2 separate regions of the Homo sapiens genome follow, and region 1 is linked to region 2. A link is a loop called in an ENCODE intact Hi-C map of the cell type or tissue named here. Cell type or tissue: MCF 10A. All regions are shown on one strand.

What was found. A loop is a pair of places that touch in the nucleus more often than their neighbours do. Peaks named below come from ENCODE experiments on the same cell type or tissue, not always from the same donor. Only the 100,000 strongest peaks of a DNase experiment are listed, where the experiment ranks them.
Region 1: a loop joins it to region 2, with 25 times the contacts of the local background. A loop is called at or near these places in 6 of 110 quality-filtered maps.

The regions. Positions count from the first base shown.
Region 1 is chr13:108,960,676-108,963,175 of GRCh38, forward strand. It overlaps MYO16 (myosin XVI), which reads left to right. Exons shown (of 35, transcript NM_001198950.3): 18 at 864-981; 19 at 1,749-1,820. Among named protein-coding and RNA genes, the nearest start is that of MYO16-AS2, 140 kb to the right of the region's middle. In MCF 10A, a CTCF peak has its summit at 1,045 (motif pointing right); a DNase peak (open chromatin) is centred at 1,116.
Region 2 is chr13:110,221,232-110,223,731 of GRCh38, forward strand. All of the region lies in intron 2 of COL4A1 (collagen type IV alpha 1 chain), which reads right to left. Among named protein-coding and RNA genes, the nearest start is that of COL4A1, 85 kb to the right of the region's middle. In MCF 10A, a CTCF peak has its summit at 1,173 (motif pointing right); a DNase peak (open chromatin) is centred at 1,180.

The sequences.
Region 1 (2,500 bases), 1.3 Mb before region 2:
GAACAGGCTATGCCACTTGCCCTTCACGGGGCTCAACCTGTTTTACTGTTGATATCATCATGCTAAATATTTGACATTCTAGAAAAGTACAGTTTAACTTGCAGCTTTTTCTTGATTTTTCATTCTTGCCAAAAAATGACTATCCAAAATCAAATTTAAGGTCTCATTTTTTTTATGCAGCGTTCCAGATTCTCTTTCAGCATTCTCTTACTTCCTGCTACCCTCTGCTCAAAGATAGCTCTTGCCAACATCCATTTTTTTCTGTTTTCCTTAAAATACCTTAAAAAACAATTAGCATTTTTTGAGTCTAGGCACAGTTGTTTTCATTAGGCCTCCTTTAGTTTTTCCAGGAGAAGTAAACAATTCTGTAATCATCGTGTTAATTTATCTCATAAGAGAGATAGCGAAGAAATGAACACCATGATGTAGGTTCTTGAATGAAGCGGCCACAGCAACTGCAAAGTCTAAATAGCGTCCAACGTGAGCCTGGAGAGGAGGGGGAGTGAAGTCTAACCTTACAAGTGAAGCCCAGCCAGTCAAACCCTAAGCACACAATTATTCATTTTTGTTATTACAATTATCTACAAGCTGTTAATTTATATCAGAATATTATTTCCTGACTCTCTTATATTTCAGGAACAGGAACATTGATTTAGAGAAAATATGTTTTGAATTATGAGGTTTTGATGTTGAGGTAGAGACTGGTAGTTTTCTTGCCATATCGAACATTTGGGATCTGCAAACTCCCAACCTCATTAATAGGGTCATCATTTTTGTAACTTACTTTTAGATATTTAAAAATTTTGCCTTTTAATCTTTCTTCTAAGCACCCTATTCATTCTCTCTGTTTGTAAAATGCATAGGAGGTGGAGAATCTGTTCGTAATTCTAGCAGCAATATTGCACCTTGGAGACATTCGGTTTACTGCCCTGAATGAGGGGAACTCCGCCTTCGTTTCTGACCTCCAGCTCCTGGAACAAGGTCAGTGGAACATGACCTTCTGACATTAACCACATTGATGTGCAATTTTGTAGATCTACCAGTAGATGGCGACATAGTACAGAAAAGCCAGTTGGCTTAAACCCTTTCCTCTATAGTAGAATTCAGTGAGGGGGGGAAATTGTCTACTTTGTTTTTTCTTAAAATCTGTTGTGGAAATGAGTAGCAAGATGTACTTTTATGTTCTCATTCTGTGCACCACATTAGCAACACTGATTCTTTAGCACATACTTGTTGTTTATTTATATTGTTCTAAGTACCCTTCACCCCACTACCCAGTGTATTTTGGGAGCATGTTATTAGCTCAACATTTTAAACAGAATGTAATTAATTCCCTTTCAAAGATCTTGCCAAAAATCTCTCTCTTTGAAGTTGCCTCGTTAGTCGCTCCCAGATTTTTAAAAAATACCTTAAAACCACAGATTGTCAGGAAACAACATATCTTCACCTATATCAAAGAGATTTAACCAGGTACCTGGAAAAAAACAATTCCATACCATCTGTGAGGACAGGGAGGAAAAACATCCGCTGTGATTTAATGCACAGAACTGTAAGAACTCATTAATATTTTGATTACTGTAAGATGTTTCTCTAGTTGAATTTGACAATTACAGTGGTAATGACTTTTTAAAATACTCATGTTTTGTAATGTGCCTATATAAAACTTATCAATTATGGCCATAAAATTCAATGTTCTTGGTATCAAAAAATATACTAACTTTATGTTTATAATGCTGATTTAATTTTAGTGGCTGGAATGTTACAAGTATCAACAGATGAATTGGCATCTGCCTTAACAACTGATATTCAATATTTTAAAGGTAATTTTTTTATGCTCTAACATCTTTGTGCAATTTAGAATCAAATATGAAAATTAAATACAGTTTGACTTGTCCCCACTTAGTGAAACTATTTCTATGAATTGAATGCCAAATGAGGAAAGCATTCTGAGCCTGTTTGGTCATTTGACATGACTATAGTGTAGACTCTTTATGCTCCTGAGAGACCATTTTGCCTAACTGGTCACCCTTTCTAGATAATCTGTCACCTTAGAAAAACAAAACCATCAATCCAAGAGGGTTTCTTCAAAGAAAATATTGGATCCATTTGCATGTGTGGTGCCATGCTGCACTCTTCAATGAAGGACCAACCTTTTCCTGCTACCTCATTGGTTAGAACAGCTGTCATTTATTGGACATATATAAACTGATAGGCATTGTGCCAAGTCCTATAAAAATTGTAGTGTTTGAATTCTCACAGATTGCTCTGATGTGGGCATTACTATTTCCATTTTAACAGAGGGGAAAACTAAAATTCAAATAAGTTAAATAACTTTGAACCTCAAATCACTAGTAAGTGACATGTTTGGAATTAGAATCTAGCGCTGTCTGACTCCCAGATGACATGCTTAATCTCTATGCTACATGCATCTCTACTCAGTGAACAAAGAGAGTGGTTTTCCCACATGATCTTCAAGTACTCACTCTAAATGATGGCCTTA
Region 2 (2,500 bases):
TGCACAGTGAATATTTCTGATAGATCCACATTTACAAAGAAATAAAACCATAGATATTTTCTGATCCATGAAAATCCACTTTGCACATCAGCTTAAAAGAAAAAAATGAATTAAAAAGAGTCCTTCAGAAAATACTTTCTAAAGAACTATCATTCAACACAAGAATAACTCAAGGGGGCCCTCAGTATGGTCTTCTTATAAACAATTTAAAAGTTCCCCGAAAGCCATCCAAAAGCAAACAAACCATCTGACGTCCCCGATCCAGTAAAAATGTTCTAGGAGAACTGAGTGCTGATAAATTACTGGCAGCCAAAAAAAATCTTAAAAATTTCCAAAGGTCTTTAAATCTTACCAAAGTTCCAGACATTTGTCCATGATGAAAGTGGAGACTCACTCATGGAAGCGCACAGTAAAGCTGTGAGCAGCAGCAAAGGTCTCCAGAGGCAACTATTATCTTCAAGAGTTTTTTCTTATCTTTTTTCAGAAAAAACAGTCCAAAATGCTCTCATTAATTCTTACTCCAAAGCAGTACTCCGTTTCAAATATTGTTAAACAGAACCATTTTAAGTCAGTCCCCCAGAGCAGTCAGATTTCCACGTTGGAAAGGAAGAAAAATATGATGATGATCTTTTTCCAAAGGCTTGTGAACCTGCTCAGTCAGATTCCACGTGTGCCTGCGCTCAGGCAGCGCGTCTGTCATCAACAGCTTAATTCCGTTTTCGCATCAAACCACACCAGCAGACAGTGCGTTCTCTGGAAACACTTGTATTTTCCTGGCTCCGGGCTCCATCAACAACACATTCAAATGCCCATGTGAAGGGCCAAGCTCCTGGTCGGGGCGTCCGTAGACACCCACCCTTCATCCACCTCCAGGCACCTGCGACCCACACAGCAGCACCCCAGGGCCCTGGCACCCCTCAGCACATTCGAGAGCGCTGCCTTCATGTGAAACAGGCACATTCACACCCTCCCCGGCGGGCCCTGGCACCTCAGACACACCCATGGGATCTCAGCCAAGCACCCCCTTGTTGAAGAAGTACTCAGACACTGAATGATCTGGAGAAAACCCAAACTCTGGCAGACAGTGGATCCAGCCCGTGACAGGCCCGGGCGGAGGAACCAACGGCCTCAATCAGGGCTTGGGTGAGGAGTCTCCGTGGGCTGCAGCTGCTCGCCACTAGAGGGAGCTCTGGGACTATACATTTTCCCCCAAATAAACTAAACCTCCCTGGTGGACCTTAAAGAATTAAGGCTTTTTCAGGCCGGGCGCGGTGGCTCACGCCTGTAATCCTAGCACTTTGGGAGGCCGAGGCGGGTGGATCACGAGGTCAGGAGATCGAGACCATCCTGGCTAACATGGTGAAACCCCGTCTCTACTAAAAATACAAAAAATTAGCCGGGTGTGGTGGCGGGCACCTGTAGTCCCAGCTACTCGGGAGGCTGAGGCAAGAGAATGGCATGAACCAGGGAGGCAGAGCTTGCAGTGAGCCGAGATCGTGCCACTGCACTCCAGCCTGGGCGACAGAGCCAGACTCTGCTTTAAAAAAAAAAAAAAAAAAAAAAAAAAGAATTAAGGCTTTTTCCTAAATATTCATTGTAGTAATATATTACTATTAAAATATTAAATATTCAGTGCCATTGAACACATTCTGTGGGCGGAGTGAGAGAAATCACTTTGATATGGCCTAAAAGAACTCTATGGTAAATATTTTTAATTAGGATTCAAAATTTAATTAAAATTAAATATAAAAACTAGTAACCTGAATATCGAGGCTATTGCGTTACAGGTAAATGCGGTCAGCCTATAAATAATGAGAATGATGGATATTTTCTGGATAGCATTTTCACATCCATTTTATAAATTGGGAGAGTATTTGAATCTAATGACAATACAGAAAAAATAGCAAATTCAATTTTTAAAATAGCTGTATGGAAATAGAAAATACTGAAAAAATTACATTCTACAAAGCATGCATAAAATAGATACAAATGTAATCACAGGGAGGTCTCTAAGAAACCACTGCTAAACATCCCACTGCCAGTAAAACTTATGTAAAGGTTCTTCTTTGGTCTTCTTCCACTATAAGTTTATAGAAAACTTATGCATTAAGGTAATTTAGTCCATTCTCCTGAGTTTTGCCAATTCTAAAAGAAAAAAAAATCTATCCAGTTTTTTGGATCCCAAAAAAGATGATAACATTCTCTCCTTTGCTTAACCTATCAGCATGAACACTCATTAAAACCAAAATCACAGATGCCTCTTTCTAAACCTACTACCTAACATTCTGTTTCTCAAATATATATTTTTAAAAACATCTTCAAAACGAGAAAAACAGTACAGAAAACAAGTGTTCTGCTACAGGCTTGGAACCTCACTTGCTGCAGCTATGGACGGTGTGGATGGTTGTGCATGTTGCACACTGCAGCAATCAGAGGCCAAAATCAGCCACCGAAGCTAGGTGTTGGCACAGCAGGAGGCCTTTATCTAATATGACAAAGC